Regions from separate parts of the Homo sapiens genome. Here region 1 is linked to region 2. A link is an interaction called in ENCODE POLR2A ChIA-PET data of the cell type or tissue named here. Cell type or tissue: GM12878. All regions are shown on one strand. Links, peaks and the distances in the headings refer to the core of each region. The heading gives the core; the rest is flanking DNA.

Region 1 (8,607 bases), core at 376-8,375, 160 kb after region 2:
TGCACATTCCCAGAGCACCTTCTCCTTCCTTCTCTGAACCTGTGCTGCAACGGTGGTCATTACAAAATCATCCTTTCTGCTGGCCTGTGAGGGCATGGAATTCCAGCATCTTGTTCACCTTGTCGCCATGTAGAAGGCTCAGTGACGTTGGCTAAATGAGTAAATGAATGACTGAAGAATAGGTGAGCTTCTGTGAAGGCCCTCCTTGCTCTGTCAGGGTGACAGGTGAGGAAACAGTCAGGACATCTCCCAGTTGGGCATCATGGGTTTGTTCATTTGTGTGTTAATTCTATATGCTGACCCCTGACAGCAGAGTGAAGGCAGGTGGGGGCCAACAATGAATCTGATAGGAGCTTACTCTCATGGGTTCCAGACAAGTTGGCCCCAGGTGGGAGCCCTGACCAGCCACTGCCAGTGAGATCAGGCTTTAGAAGAGGGTCAGAGGAGTCAGGAGCATCTTCTGCCTGGGGGACTGGAGAAGCTTCCTGGAGAAGTGATGCTTGAGCTAAGTCTTTAAGTTTGGGTGGAATTCAAGCACAGGAGCTGTGCGGAGGCAGCCCTTCAGGCAGACAAAGCTGAGGGAAGAGAGAGTGGCAGAGGGAAGGAGGAGGGATGGGAACGGGCCACTGAGCAGGCCACGTTGGCTAGAATATGAGGAGCACTTCAGATAGTTAGGGATATTAGAGATATTCCAGTTGGAAGGATGGGGTGGAATCAATCTTGTAGGGCGCTGAATGTCCCTAAGACTTTTCTTGGCGAACAGGTGCAAAGTGCAAAAGTGGCATTTTGGAGGCCTTTGAATTCTCAAACTTGAATAGAAGCCAAATTTTTGGGTGTGACCAGGAGACTTCTAACTAATTAAAGTAAAACATATTTCCCAGGGCTGGCACAGTGGCTCACGCCTGTAATCCCAGCACTTTGGGAGGCCGAGGCGGGCGGATCACAAGGTCAGGAGATTGAGACCATCCTGGCCAACATGGTGAAACCCTGTCTCTAGTAAAAATACAAAAATTAGCTGGGCATGGTGGCGTGTGCCTGTAATCCCAGCTACTCAGGAGGCTGAGGCAGAATAATCGCTTGAACCAGGGAGTCGGAGGTTGCAGTGAGCCAAGGTTGCGCCATTGCACTCCAGCCTGGTGACAGAGCAAGACTCCGTCTCAAAAAACAAAAAAAACCAAAAACATATTTCCCCGAAAATGATCAGGACTAAGATCACTGAACCTTTTCCAGAAGGTTGGGAGCTGTCTCTGAGGCAGGTGGTGCTGTTCATGTGAGCATGAACTGATTACCTGGTCCTAGGCTCATGTAGACAGTGTGGGCTTTTCCCTTTGGCACCCCAGCCCAGCAACTCCAGCCCAACAGGTCTGGCCCAGGGCTCCTGCCCTGTGGGGACAGTCTGAGGTAGAGTGACCAGCTCCTCCCAGTTTACCCAGGACCACCTGGAAAGTCTCCTGTCTTAGGAAACCACTCAATCCCAGGAAAATCAGGGCACTCGGTCACCCTCATCTGAGATCCTGTCTTGCCGGCTGGTGGGCTGTGCAGCTGGCTCACCCTGCAGGCTCTAGGCAGTTGGGAAGAGCAATATTGCTCCCAGAAGCTCCTGGTCTGATGGGAGGTGATAGAGACATCCAAATCCAAGTGACAGATGCTCACTTAGACCCTGTTACAGTTCACATGACGGACACAGAGGCTGCGTCTCTCTCCACTGCCATACACCAGCTCCCAGACCCCATCTCCTTTGTCTCCAGGACGTCTCTGCCCACTTCCCCTGGACAGACCTGCCTCGTGTTCCACCTGAACTGGCTCAGGGCTCTGCAGAACAGGCCCTGACTGGGCCTTTCCCTTCAATTGTAGTTATCTCTCCAAGATCCCAAATTTGTTCTCCCCACCCCTGCCCTGTCCCCCCACAAACCCCACAGAATTTGGGTGACTCTCTGGTGCCCTCAGCATATCAGTGATATGAGTCCAGCCTTTGTGATTTTTCCTTCTGCATCCCGCCTTGTACCTTCATTTCTTTTTTTTTCTTTTTTTCTTTTTTTTTTTTTTGAGACGGAGTCTTGCTCCGTTGCCCAGGCTGGAGTGCAGTGGCACAATCTCAGCTCACTGCAACCTCTGCCTCCCAGGTTCATGCCATTCTCCTGCCTCAGCCTCCCGAGTAGCTGGGACTACAGGCACCTGCTACCACGCCCAGCTAATTTTTCGTATTTTTAGTAGAGACGGGGTTTCACTGTGTTAGCCAGGATGGTCTCGATCTCCTGACCTTGTGATCCGCCCGTCTCAGCCTCCCAAAGTGCTGGGATTACAGGCATGAGCCACCGCATCTGGCTGTACCTTCATTTCTTTAGTATTTTCCTCCTAAATGGCTCATCTTTAAATATATATGTATAATATATATATTTCATATACATTAAATATATATTAAATGCAGCTGGGCGCAGTGGCTCATGCCTGTAATCCCAGCACATTGGGAGGCCGAAGCAGGTGGATCACAAGGTCAGGAGATCGAGACCATCCTGGCTAACAAGGTGAAGCCCCATCTCTACTAAAAAAAATACAAAAAAAATTAGCTGGGTGTGGTGGCGGCCACCTGTAGTCCCAGCTACTCGGGAGGCTGAGGCAGGAGAATGGTGTGAACCTGGGAGGCGGAGCTTGCAGTGAGCCGAGATGGCGCCACTGCACTCCAGCCTGGGCGACAGAGTGAGACTCTGTCTCAAAAAAAATATATATATATATATATAAAATATACATTTATATATTTACTACATATGTATAATATATAACATATTTAATATGTATAATATATTTAACATATTTAATATGTATAATATACATTTTACATCTATATTTAATATGCATAATATGTATTTAACATATATTTAATATGTATAATATATTTAACATATTTAATATATTATGTATATTATTTATTTATTTATTTATTTATTTATTTATTTTTTGAGACAGAGTCTCGCTCTGTCACCCAGGCTGGAGTGCAATGGTGTGATCTCAGCTTACTGCAGCCTCCACCTCCTGGGTTCAAGTGACTCTCCTGCCTCAGCCTCCCAAGTAGCTGCGATTACAGGCATGCACCACCATGCCTGGCTAATTTTTGTATCTTTAGTAGAGATGGGGTTTCACCATGTTGGCCAGGCTGGTCTTGAACTTCTGACCTCAGGTGATCCACCTGCCTCAGCCTCCCAAAGTGCTGGGATTACAGGCATGATCCACCGTGCCCAGCCCCTCTTCTATCTTCTTGAAAACTCACTCATGAGATTAAGGCAAGCTGCAGTCTACCCCAGCCACTGCTCTTCTCCTACTGGTCCCTGGCACCCCCAGCCACGCTGTGCACTGGATGCCTCAGTGCGTTTGCTTGTGCTTGTGCTGTCCCCGCCTGCCGTGGTGAGCCAGAGTGCTCATTCTTTCTGATCCAGCTTTGCTGTTACTTCTTTTGTTGCTTGCTTTTTTTTTTTTTTAAGACAGGGTTTTGCTCTTGTTGCCCAGGCTGGAGTGCAGTGGTGAGATCTCGGCTCACCACAACCTCTGCCTCTCGGGTTCAAGCGATTCTCCTGCCTCAGCCTCCCGAGTAGCTGGGATTATGGGCATGCACCACCATGCACCCTAATTTTGTATTTTTAGTAGAGATGGAGTTTCTCCATGTTGGTCAGGCTGATCTCAAACTCCCGACCTCCGGTGATCCGCCCGCCTCAGCCTCCCAAAGTGCTGGAATTACAGGTGTGAGCCACTGTGCCTGGCCCCTTGCTTTCTTTTTAAATTATTTTTTGTAGAAACAGGGTCTTGCTGTGTTGCCCAGGCTGATCTCTCAAACTCCTGGACTCAAGCAGTCCTCCAGCCTTACCCTCCCAAAGTGTTGGGATTACAGTCACGAGCCACTGCACTCGGCCTGTTGCTTTCTTGAATGCTGCTTCCTGCCTCCACCCCACATATTTCCCTCTGTGTTCTTGAGGCATTGAGTATAGGCACCAGTAATGTCATTAATTGAATAGCTATTTAGGTCAGATCTTGATATTATGTTATTTCTGATTTGTGTAAAATTTTACAAGGTTGATGTCATCATTACCCATTCTACAGGTGAGGAAAGTGAGGCTTAGAGATTGATCAGCTTCTTAAGTTTACAGGCTAACAATTGGCCATGCCAGGGTTCAAAATAAGATTAGGCAGGCCCAGAGTCACCACACAGAGGCACTGCCTTGTAGGAGGACTCTTAATTATCCACTTCTGTCTGACTCTGCCCTCAGGCGGGCTCTTCCTGTATCCACAGGCCTAGCACTAAGCCTGGTATGTGGTGAAGGCCCCATGAACCCCAGAGATGGACAGAAGTGGTCTGGGAGGGTTATGGTGACCTAGCACTCGAGGCCTGGGAGCTGTGGCTGACCTTGAGCTGGCCTTAGAGGCGGGGAGACTGCAGTCCTGCAGCTGTTTCCTCTGCAGGTGACAACAGTGGAAGGGCAGAGGGCAGTCAGGGCCTTCTCAGCAGCCCGCAGCCAGCCCTGGGGAACTTCCACAGCCCCAGCCTTTCAGGCTCTGACCGCAGAAGGCCTGCCTGCTCCTCTCCGAGAGCTGTCTTAGGGTGGGGAAATTCCTTTGCCCTCACAGCCATTCAGTGACGAGTAGCCTTGCTTTTCGTCTCATTTTCACATCCTCAGAGCTTTGGTTTCTGCCTGGAAGGCAGCAGGAGGGCCTTGCTGGCATAAGGGCACCTTTTTACTTGGGAAGAGCCTGGCATAGCAGAAACAGCCCTGGAGTAGATCTTAGATTCCCTGAGGGCAGGGATAGCATCACTTACCATCACTCCCTTCTTTCTTCTTTTCTACAACAAATATTTTTTGAACATCCACAGTATGTCAGGCAGGCACAGGGTGAACAAAACCAATATCTTTGACTCATTTCTATGAATTTGCCCCTTACCTTCCCTGCCACCCCCAGGCCTTGTACAGTAACTTGCACATAGTAGGTGCTCATGTGTGAAAGAGTGAACAAATGAGTGCCCTGGAAGACAAGGGTCCTAGTTTCAGCCCCACCTTCTATTATTGGAGTGAACTTGCTTTCCCATCTGTAACTCACAGGCACGGATCCCCTTGCCTAGCCCAGAGCAGTCTCTGTGATTGAGTGAGACTAGGAATGTCAGCACACTTTGTAAGTCACTTTTCTCTATTGAAACTGAAGAGACTTGAGTCTTTTGGTCAGGAATGGAGAGTGGACTTGCTCCAGGTGCTAACAAGCTGCCATCGGTAGTGGCTGCCAGGAGGAGCAGGTTGAGGAGGATTCTGAGGCTGAGTTTGGGGCGGTGATGGGTCAGCACTGTCCGGTCTGAGAATCAGCAATGGGAGAGCTGCTTGTCTTCCCCCATGAAGGGTGCAGCCCCTGCAGAGCCTCCTTTGTCCCAACTCTGGCGACTTTGATTTAGCACCAGGTGGACTCTTGCTCCAGCATGACACAGCGCTCTGCCTCCCCTGGCTCCTGGCAGCCTCAGGAAGCCGGGGTACAGAGCTTCATTTGCTCTTCTGCAGAGTGCTGGAGAGAAAGAAGCCTGGCTGCTGGAGACCAGAACATGCTTAGCAGTTCCCTCCCTGTCCTGGGGAGAGGCTTGGGTTCCCCTCTCCCCTGAGGAAGACCTGTGGGATTCCACTGAGGATTCCAGTAACTTCTGTCAGTGCTGGAGAGGGTCTGTGGCTGTCCTTCATTCACAGATGGGCTGTGTTCTGAAGTTTTCTTCATAACTCCATTGTTTGTTTGGAATGCAATGTTTTGTGGAAACAAAAGTCATAATAATGGCTGATATTTGTTAAGCCCTTGTCAAGCGTTAGCCACTTTGCTAAAGCCACTTGGTGAATTCTCACCTAATCCTTCCAGCAGCCCCCTGAGATGGACTCAATGATGTTCCATTTTATTTTATTTTTTTGAGACAGCCTTGCTCTGTCACCCAGGCTGGAGTGCAGTGGCGCGATTTCGGATCACTTCAACTTCCACCTCCTGGGTTCAAGCGATTCTTCCTGCCTCAGCCTCCCGAGTAGCTGGGATTACAGGCATGCGCCACCATGCCCGGCTAATTTTTGTATTTTTAGTAGAGATGGGGTTTCAGTGTGTTGGCCAGGCTGGTCTTGAACTCCTGACCTCAGGTGATCCGCCTGCCTCGGCCTCCCAAAGTGCAGGGATTACAGGCGTGAGCCATCATGTCCAGCCTATTTATTTTAACTTTTAAATATTTTTTAGAGACACAGCCTCGCTCTGTCACCCAGGCTGGAATGCAGTGGCACAGTCATACCTCACTGCAACCTTGAACTCCTAAACTTTCCCTTCAACTTTCCCTTCAACTGTAGTAGTTATCTCTCTTGTTAGGTTGTTTCATTACCACCTTGACTTCCTGCCTCAGTCTCCCGTGTAGCTAGAATTGCAGGTTCATGCCACATACAGCTAATTTTTTGGGGGGAGGGGGGGACAGAGTTTTGCTCTTGGCACCCAGGCTGGAGTGCAGTGGCGTGATCTCAGCTCACTGCAACCTCTGCCTCCCGGGTTCAAGTGATTCTCTTGCCTCAGCCTCCCGAGTAGCTGGGATTACAGGTGCACACCACCACACCTGGCTAATTTTTGTATTTTTAGTAGAAATGGGGTTTCACCATGTTTAAGGCTGGTCTCGAACTCCTGACCTCAGACAGGTGATCCACCTGCCTTGGCCTCCCAAAATGTTGGGATTACAGGTGTAAGCCACCACGCCCAGCCCACATCCAGCTAATTTTTAAAAATTATTATTTTTATAGAGATGGGGTCTCACACTATGTTACCCAGGCTGATCTCAAACTCCTGGCCTCAAGCAATCCTCCTGCTTCAGCCTCCCAACGTGCTGGGATTACAGGCATGAGCCACTATGCTTGGCCTTCCATTTTATTTATTTAGCAGATGATGGCACAGAGAAGTTGAGTGATTTGACCCACCTCACTCAGCCAGTAAGTGATTGGAGTGAGATTTATACCTACATGTGTTTCTGGCTCCAAAGCCTATGTCCAAGTCAGCAAGGAAGCAGTGAGTGGGGAGCCAAAAGCTGGGACTCTGGGGCCTGTGGGACAGGATTAGGGGTTTGGTTTGGAGTAGTATCACCAGCTTTGGAAAGAGCTGCTGCTGGGGGTTCTGCATCCTGGAGGGTCATGGCATGAACAGTTGGTCAGGAGCAATGTCAGTGGCTCCTGGGAGGCTAGCACTGTGCTCAGGGCTGTGGAAGCATCTCATTCAGCCCTCACCACAATCCTATGAAGGTATGACTTGACCCATCTCTATTTTACAGATAAAGAAACTGAGGTGGCCAGGCGCGGTGGCTCACGCCTGTAATCCCAGCACTTTGGGAGGCCAAGGTGGGTGGATCATGAGGTCAGGAGTTCAAGACCAGCCTGGCCAACATAGTGAAACCCTGTCTCTACTAACAATACAAAAAATTAGCCAGGCATGGTTGCGGGCACCTGTAATCCCAGCTACCCAGGAGGCTGAGGCAGAGAATTGCTTTGACCTGCAAGGTGGAGGTTGCAGTGAGCCAAGATCGCGCCACTGCACTCCAGCCTGGGCAACAGAGCGAGACTCCATCTCAAAAAAAAAAAAAAAAAGAGAGAGAGAGAGACAGGGTCCGCCTTTATTGCCCAGGCAGGTCTCAAACTCTTGGCTTCAAGCAATCTTCCTGCCTCAGCCTCCCAAAGTGCTGGGATTACAGGCATGAGCCACTATGCTTGGCCCTGTGAGTTAATAATAATAGCTCACACTTGCTAACCATTTGCTTTGTGCCATTTCACATATATTGATTCATTTAACTCTCACAACAACCCTATGAAGGTGAGTTACTATCGTTTCTATTTCAGTGATTAGAGAAACTGAGGCACAAAGAGCTTATATGATTTTTTAGCAAATGATATCATCAGGAGAAACCCAGCTGGGCAGAAGTGGAGTGGAACTAGATTCATTAGCTATTCTACCTGTTATTCCTGTTTTACACATGAGAAAACTGAGGCTCAGAGAAGTTCATTTGACTTCAGCCTTACACACAACCAGTCAATGACAAAACCAGGGTTCAGAGTGTGGCCATTGGCCTCTAAATCCCCCACCCTTCTTCATGCTGCCCATTTTAGGGAAGAAATGCTCAGATGCTTAGTTCCATTTTAAACATGCTGTAGTCAAGGTGGTGATGAAACAACCTAACAAAGTAAACCTTTGGTAGTTGAAAATGTGAGACTGAAGCATGTTTGCTTCACTGATATATGCCAAGTGCCTAGAATCGTGCCTGGCACATTGGTAGGCACTCAGTAAATAATCATTGGAGGCCAGTGGCCAAACTGGAGACATTATCTGGCAAACAATGCAATGGAAGCAATGGCAGGGTGCATGGTGGAGGGCTGGGGGTATAGGCTGCCCCAGGAGACTCAGACTTCTTTCTGGAAGGAGCCACTGTTCAGGTTCTCTGTGCCCTGGGGTACCCAGAGGCTCAATGGGTGAAGTTTTGGGCTTTGCATATGACACACCTAGGTTAGAGTCCTGCTCTGCCGATATACCAGGGCAGGACCTAAATAACTTACTTAAGTCTTTCCTTTTTTCTTTCTTTCTTTTTTTTTT
Region 2 (8,607 bases), core at 202-8,201:
TTATTTATTTATTTAATTTATTTGTATTATTACTATTTTTTGAGATGGAGTCTCGCTCTGTTGCCCAGGCTGGAGTGCAGTGGCTCGATTTCGGCTCACCACAACCTCCGCCTCCTGGGTTCAGGCCATTCTCCTGCCTCAGCCTCCTGAGTAGCTGGGACTACAGGCATGTGTCACCATGCCTGGGTAATTTTTGTGTTTTTAGTAGAGACGGGGTTTCTACATGTTGGTTGGGCTGGTCTCAAACTCCCGACCTCAGGTGATCTGCCCACCTTGGCCTCTTAAAGTGCTGGGATTACAGGCGTGAGCCACCACGCCTGGCCTATGTTGTTATTAACTTAAAGCTGAAATAACTTAAAACTACAAATTGGGTCTTTTTTATGTCAGAAAAACAAACAAAAACCCACTGTGTTTGGAAGGCTCCCTGTAATCTATAAGAAGATCTTTAAATCTTACCAGGTTTCTAAATTATTTTCTCTTCTTCCTTTCTTTCCTTCTTTCTTTCTTTCTTTCTTTCTTTCTTTCTTTCTTTCTTTCTTTCCTTCTTTTTTGTTGTTGTTGTTGTTGACAGATTCTCGTTCTTGTTGCCCAGGCTGCAGTGCAGTGGTGCAATCTTGGCTCACTGCAACCTCCGCCTCCTGGGTTCAAGTGATTCTCCTGCCTCAGCCTCCTAAGTAGCTGGGATTACAGGCGCCCGCCACCATGCCCAGCTAATTTTTGTATTTTTAGTAGAGAGGGGGTTTCGCTATGTTGGCAGGGCTGGTCTCGAACTCCTGATCTCAAGTGATCTGCCTGCCTCGGCCTCCCAAAGTGTTGGGATTACAGGTGTGAGCCACTGCGCCACACCTTTTCCTGGTTTTAAATGATCCTCTCACCTTGGTCTCCCAAAGTGCTGGGATTACAGGGTTGAGCCACCCTGTCCAGCTATTTAGATTTAGGATTGAAAGGACTAATGGTCTGAAATCAGAAATTAGGAGGACCTAAAAAGAATAGAACCAATGGAGAACTTTTTTTTGGGACAGAGTCACTCTGTTGCCCATGCTGGAGTGCAGTGGCAGGATCTCAGCTCACTGCAACCTGCGCCTCCCAAGCTCAAGCGATTCTTATGCATCAGCCTCCCAAGTAGCTGGGACTACAGGTGCACGCCACCACACCCATTACGCCCAGCTTATTTTTGTATTTTTGTAGAGACGAGGTTTTGTCATGTTGCCCAGGCTGGTTTGGAACTCCTGGGCTCAAGGTAATCACCCTGCTTGGCCTCCCAAAGTGCTGGGATTACACCATGAGCCACCACACCCAGCCAATCAAAGGAGAAGGTTGGTAGAAAAAGTTGTATCTAGCTAAATTATATAAGCAAAAAAGTACTATGTTGGCCAGGCGCAGTGGCTCTCACCTGTAATCCCAGCACTTTGGGAGGCCGAGGTGGCTGGATCGCTTGAGGCCAGGTGTTGGAGACCAGCGTGGGCAACATGGCAAAACCTCGTCTCTACAAAAAATAGAAAAAATTAGCCAGGTGTAGTGGTGCACAACTGTAGTCCCAGCTACTTGGGAGGCTGAGGCAGGAGGATCGCCTGTGTCCAGGAGGCGGAGATGGCAGCGAGTTGAGATCGTGCCATTGCACTCCAGCCTGGGTGACAGAAATAAAACCCTGTCTCAAAAAAGACAACAATGACAAAAAGAAAAGGACTATGTTAACGTCTCAATTTTCTATAGAAGGTAATTTATCCAACAATCTAGGGTATCAGTAGGGGAATTGAGAATACTAGAGCAATTTAAAAAGACCATTGAACTGCTTGAAAAGCTAATACTATTCACTTCCAGGAAAGACTGTCAGATTCAAAGCCTATTTGCTCTTACTTTACACACAATGCTAATAAATTTTGTTACCTAGTTTCCTAGGACACAGATTAGGAAGAGAATTGCTAAAGCCAGGCACCCAGGAAGTAGCAAGTGGTATTATCTAATATCTTAACAAAGGATGGGATAAAACAGAAAGAAAATTATTGGAAGGACATAAAAGAACTCAAAATCACACTAGCCTCGGATCATTTTGGGTAGGGCAAAAAGCATAGCATATTTTAATATTTCTCAGAGATGCATTACTTTGGAGTTTCATTCTGAATGCTAATAATGACCAAGAAAATAAGAAGAGTTTAAATTATATTTGCTATACATTTCAAGAAGGCAGGGATCTATTTTATTTAAAATAAATTTTCATTAAAGTCATATTTTAAAACATTTTATACTGAAAGGGATTAGTTTTAATTATTTAGAAAATGAATTCAGGCTTTTCACATTATCCAAAGGTGTCAGATAAATGAAGCCTTAATGAATTATAATAGCAAAGTCAGAGTAAATACATACCTGTTTACATTGACATATCTTCTAAATGTGTCTTTAGATCTGGTTGGCTGCTTTGACCCCCAAGGAAGAGAGAATAAATAATGCATTTCCCTACAAGCTGATTAACAGTAAAAGTTAAAAAGATCCCATTGATATGCTCAGCCCCTCGGAAGACAAAATGAGTAGAAAATAGGAAAGGCATGTCATACTTTGTTCTGAGTTCTCAAGGATTAAGGAATGGTCATACAAACCAACCCACAATGTAATGTTTATACTGTTAAATAATACAAAACTATATAAATTAACAAAGATTATATATGAAAACAATTCTGTGGCTTATGCATTATATATATATATATATATATATATATGACATTGCTTAGAAATTGTTTAGAACTACAGCACACATATATGGCATTGCTTAGAACTATAGCATACATATATGCTAGAGTTTAAGTGTTTAAAAGGCTGGGCGCGGTGGCTCACGCCTGAAATCCCAGCACTTTGGGAGGCCGAGGCGGGCGGATCACGAGGTCAGGAAATCGAGATCATCCTGGCTAACATGGTGAAACCCTGTCTCTACTAAAAATACAAAAAATTAGCTGGGCGTGGTGGTGGGTGCCTGTAGTCCCAGCTACTTGGGAGGCTGAGGCAGAAGAATGGCGTGAACCCTGGAAGGCAGAGCTTGCAGTGAGCCGAGATCGCGCCACTGCACTCCAGCCTGGGTGACAGAGCGAGACTTTGTCTCAAAAAAAAAAAAAAAAAGTTTAAGAATTTAATAAGGTCATGAAATCCATTAATGGTATGGTTATCACTTTGGGATGCTTCTGAGGCTCTCAGGGAGTTATTGGAAGGTCAAAGTAAGATGAAGGCAGAAGATTCTGTGAGGCTATCAGCCAAGACCACCTGAGCCCATCTGCTTTTCTTCTGTTTTTTGTTTTGTTTTGTTTTGTATTTTGAGACTGAGTCTCACTCTGTCGCCCAGGCTTGAGTGGAGTGGCACGATCTCGGCTCACTGAAACCTCCACCTCCCAGGTTCAAGTGATTCTCCTGCCTCAGCCTTCCCAGTAGCTGGGATTACAGGCGCCCGCCACCACCTCCAGTTAACATTTGTATTTTTAATTGAGACGGGGTTTCACCATTTCAACCAGGCTGGTCTCAAACTCCTGATCTCAAATGATCAGCCTGCCTCAGCCTCCCAAAGTGCTGGGATTACAGGTGTGAGCCACTACACCCAGTCCATCTGCTTTTCTTCTTTGCTGTCTAAGACAGCAAGGTGTTTCTTGCCTGTTTTACTTAGGGGTAACAGGACTCATCAAGACACACTGAGGGACTCAGCCAAGCACACCACAGGTCTTAGGGCTGCAGTCTACTGTTACATTTCCCTACCTAGAAGCTAAACCCCATGGGAGCTGGAACCTTGTCTGTCTTGTGTATAGCACAAGGCTAGCATGTGGTAGTATACAAACATTTCTTGAATAAATATCATAGAGTGGCAATGAGAGTCTGAGGTAGATAAGTGCCTGCAGCCTTAATTTGGAAAGATTTTCCCAGGAATAAGAGCTTGAAGTGGAGATATACGGTCTACTCAGGGAGTTCAGGGTCGTGCATGATAATCTGTAATGGAACTATGCACCCCAGAATGAACTTTGACAAGGTCCCAGATTCAGGCATGAACATTTAGGGAAAGTATTTTAATTACTATGCTAGTTTTTCTTTGGGACTGATAATTTAAGTGTGTTTCTTAAAAATTTGTGTTTGGGTAGCTTTATTTATTCAGGAAGAACATCTTTATTTTTTTGGAAAACAGAAAACCTTTTCCTTGTTTTGCCATTCAGCAGGGCAGAATGTTTAGACTGATTCTTTTTTATAGAAGTAACTTAAGCATACCCAAATGTCTAAGTATACAGTTGTACCCCTTGACGTGACAAGAGAAAACAATCCAGGTGGAAATGAACAGTGAGAGACGTGTAGGTTCCCTATTCTTTGAGGAGTAACATAGGGAAATGAAAGTGAACTGAAGAGAGGAAGAAAAGTGGAAGCTGAAGAAACAGCCAAGATAATCAGGAAGAGAGATTTAAAATCACGCTCCTCTTGAGCTCCATGTGCATTTGCGCTTGCTTCTTTCTCTGCCTCTTGGTTGTTTCAAGGTACCAGGCATGAGTTCCCACACAGCACACCCTCGACCTCTCCTGGTCACACTCTGTCATGAGTCACAACCTTGATTGTGAACACAGCAAAGAGCAGGGCTCTCAGGGAGGAAGACAGTGCCTGATCCAGTGTCCACTACTTCAAGAAATGGGCATAAGGTGGCAGCACTGGTAGCACCTGCAGGTGTCTTGGAGAGGAAGCTTGGCCAAGGGCCAGCTGCACTTGAGCTGCTAAGTCCCAGGGAGAAAATGGAAAAAAAGAACTCTGCTAAAGTCCTCCTTACTAGAGTAGTCAGTAACGGGAGGAGAAAGGCTTCTCGTAGGGGAACGACGGTAGTCAGGAACTCCACTGGGAGGAGTGGGTGAGAGGGTCACATTGCTGTCTGGCACCCACACATCTGTTGGAAGAATGCTACCACTTATGAGAAAGGATTGAGACAGGTGAACAACATGGATGAAACTTGAAAACAGTATGCTAAATGAAAGAAACCAGTCACAAAAGACTGCATATTATATGACTCCATTTTTAAAAAATGTCCATGAATACACAAATCTGTAGAAATGGAAAGTAGATATTTTTCTTTCTTTTCTTTTCTTTTTTTTTTTTTTTTTTTTGAGATGGAATCTTACTCTGTTACCCACGCTGGAGTGCAGTCTTGCGATCTCTGCCCATTGCAACCTCTACCTCTTGGGTTCGTGCAATTCTCCTGCCTCAACCTCCCAAGTAATCGAGATTACAGGTGCCTGCCACTAGACCTGGCTAATTTTTGTATTTTCAGTAGAGATGGGGTTTCACCATGTTGGCCGGGCTAGTCTCAAACTTCTGACTTCAGGTGATCTGCCCACCTCGGCCTCCCAAAGTGCTGGGATTACAGGTGTAAGCCATCACCCCTGGCGTACAGAAAGTAGATTAATGGTTGCCTAGGGCTTGAAGCTGGGGAGAATGGGGAGAGGAGGCTAAAGGGTATGGAGTTTCTTTTCAGGATGATGAGATGTTCTAAAATTGATTGTGGTGATGGTTGCATAACTCTGAATATGCTGAAACCATTGAATTGTACAATTTGATGGGTGAATTGTAATTATATTTCAAAGCTGTCATAAAAAATGACTGATGAACATTTATTTAAAAATCAGACAGTAAAGGTTATAATGTGAGTGCATTCTTACCATCTTTCCCCTCCCTGGTCCTATGAATGTGGATGGCCACAATGGGAGTAAGAGGCATCCCTCTTCGTGGAACCACCCATCTTTTTTTTTTTTTTTGAGACAGGGTCTCGCTTTTTTATTCTAGGCTTACTATAGCTTTTACCTCCTGGAATCAAGGGATCTCCCACCTTAGCCTCCTTAGTAACTGGAAGGGAACCACCCATCCTTGAGACAGTGCCTCTCAGCCGGGCGCCATGGCCCACGCCTGTAATCCCAGCCCTTTGGGAGGCCGAGGTGGGCAGATCACGAGGTCAGGAGATTGAGACCATCCTGGCTAATACGGTGAAACCCCGTCTCTACTAAAAATACAAAAAATTAGTTGGGCGTGGTGGCGGGCACCTGTGATCCCAGCTACTTGGAAGGCTGAGGCAGGAGAATGGCGTGAACCCGGGAGGCAGAGGTTGCAGCGAACAGAGATCACACAATTGCACTCCAGCCTGGTGACAGAGTGAGACTCTGTCTCAAAAAAAAAAAAAAAAAAGACCGTGCCTCTCAAACTATTTTATTTTAGAGACCAGGTCTCTATATAACTGTTGGCCAGAGTAGTCTTAAACTCCTGGCCTCAAGCAATCCTTCTGCCTTGACCTCCAAAAGCACTGGAATTACAAGCATGAGCCATCACACCTGGCCAGGCTTCAAACTTTAATTTGCAGAAAAATAACCTGGAATATTGTCAAAATGCAGATTCTGTTTCAGAAGGTCTGAAGTGGGGCCTGAGATTGTGCATTTCTAAGATGCTCCAAGGTGAGGTTTAAACTGCTAATCCTAGGATCACACTCAGAAATGAGAAGCTCTAAGAGACCCAAAGAAATTATATTCTTTGATTGGGATCAGTACACACACACACACACACACACACACACACACACACACACACACAGATGCTTCTACTAACAGTTAATATTAGTACCTTGAAAAAGTACATTTCTAACATTATTGGATTTATTGCACATTTTTATTGAAAACCTCAGAATTCAGAATTTATAAGAGAGCTGAGTTTGAATCCTGACTCCATCATTTACCAGTATTGTAACCTTAAATTACATAATCTATATGAGCCTCAGTTTCTTTGCTTATATAGGACATAATAATGCCTCTTATTGGATTTTTGTGAGTATTAGAGACTATATAGCACACACATAATAGTCACTTGTGAGATAGCTTCTATTATTATTATTATTATTATTATTTGAGACAGGGTCTTGCTCTGTCACTCAGGCTGGAGTGCAATGGTGCAATCATAGCTCACTGTAACCTCGAACTCCTGGGCTCAAGCAGTTCTGCCTCAGTCTCCCCAGTAGCTGGTTCTGCAGGCATGAACCACCATGCTGGGCAAATTTTTTTACTGTGGAGATTAAGTCTGGCTATGTTGCCCAGGCTGGTCTCAAACTCTTGGCCTCAAGCAATCCCCCTGCCTTGGCCTCCCAAATTGCTGGGATTATAGGCACGAGCCACCATGCCTGGCCCAAGATAGCATCTATCAATGTGGCAAAATTTGTGTGAGATGAAGGATCTACCACACTTTCGTTTTCATGTTTATATTACTCCATATTTTCTTTTAAATCTTCTAAATCTCCCAAATCTTCAAATTTTGGTTCTGTAAGAGATGCTTCCCTAAGATATTTTTTCTTCTTTCATTTGAAGACATCACTGTCGTTTAGACCTCTAGTAATATCTATATGGAATATAATTTTTTTCTTTTGTTGAGATGGCATCTTGCTCTGTTACCCAGGCTGGAGTGCAGTGGCAGGATCTGGGCTCACTGCAACCTCTGCCTTCCAGGTTCAAATGATTCTCCTGCCTGAGCCTCCCAAGTAGGTGGGATTACAGGGGCCCATGACCACGCCCGGCTAATTTTTGTATTTTTAGTAGAGATAGGGTTTCTTCATGTTAGCCAGGCTGGTCTTGAACTCCTGATCTAAGGTGATCTGCCCACCTCGGCCTCCCAAAGTGCTGGGATTGCAGGCATGAGCCATCACATCCAGCCTGTATCATTTGGAAGCGATGTATTATTTGGAACCAATCCAAATAAAAGACAACACACACCTATGTGTGGGTGCAGTGGCTCATGCCTGTAATCCCAACACATTGAGAGGGTGAGGCAAGCAGATCACTTGAGGTCAGGAGTTCAAGACCAGCTTGGGCAACATGGCAAAACCCTGTCTCTACAAAACATACAAAAATTAGTCAGGCATGGTGATGTGTGCCTGTAGTTCCAGCTGCTCCAGAGGCTGGGGTGGTAGGAGCACTTGAACCCAGGATGTTGAGGCTACAGTGAGCCAATATCATGTCACTGCACTCCAGCTCGGGCAACAGAGTGAGACCCTGTCTCAAAAAAAAAATAAAAATAAAAATAAAAAAAAGGGCCCAGCTGTAATCCCAGCACTTTGGGAGGCTAAGGCAGGTGGATCACCTGAGGTCAAGACGAGCCTGGCCAACATGGGGAAACCCCATCTCGACTCAAAATGCAAAATTTAGCCAGGCGTGGTGGTGTGCGTCTATAATCCCAGCTCCTCAGGAGGCGGTGGCAAGAGAATCACTTGAACCTGGGAGGTAGAGGTTGCAGTGAGCTGAGATCATGGCACTGCACTCCAGCCTGGGCAACAGAGCAAGAGTCTGTCTCTAAATAAATAAATAAATAAATAAAGTGATTCAAAGTAAAAGCTTAGGCTGTGTGCAGTGGCTCATGCCTGTAACCCCAGCACTTTGGGAGGCCGAGGCAGGTGGATCACTTGAGATCAGGAGCTTGAGACCAGCCTGGCCAACATGGTGAAACCCCGTCTCTACTAAAAATACAAAAAAATTAGTTGGGCGCGGTGGCACCTGCCTGTAGTCCCAGCTACTCAGGAGGCTGAGGCAGGAGAATCACTTGAACTCGGGAGGCAGAGGTTGCAGTGAGCCAAGATTG

What was found. Peaks named below come from ENCODE experiments on the same cell type or tissue, not always from the same donor. Only the 100,000 strongest peaks of a DNase experiment are listed, where the experiment ranks them.
Region 1: POLR2A ChIA-PET joins it to region 2 with 8 read pairs; 5 of 35 experiments call an interaction of 5 or more read pairs at or near these places.

The regions. Positions count from the first base shown.
Region 1 is chr1:26,834,541-26,843,147 of GRCh38, forward strand. The region is part of intron 2 of ZDHHC18 (zDHHC palmitoyltransferase 18); the gene reads left to right. Among named protein-coding and RNA genes, the nearest start is that of ZDHHC18, 12 kb to the left of the region's middle. RefSeq lists enhancers at 4,160-4,429, 4,590-4,909. In GM12878, for the core only: a CTCF peak has its summit at 4,250; a DNase peak (open chromatin) is centred at 4,531; H3K27ac peaks cover 2,775 bases.
Region 2 is chr1:26,673,072-26,681,678 of GRCh38, forward strand. No RefSeq gene overlaps it. Among named protein-coding and RNA genes, the nearest start is that of ARID1A, 19 kb to the right of the region's middle. RefSeq lists an enhancer at 4,870-4,919. In GM12878, for the core only: a CTCF peak has its summit at 4,597; a DNase peak (open chromatin) is centred at 4,540; H3K27ac peaks cover 260 bases.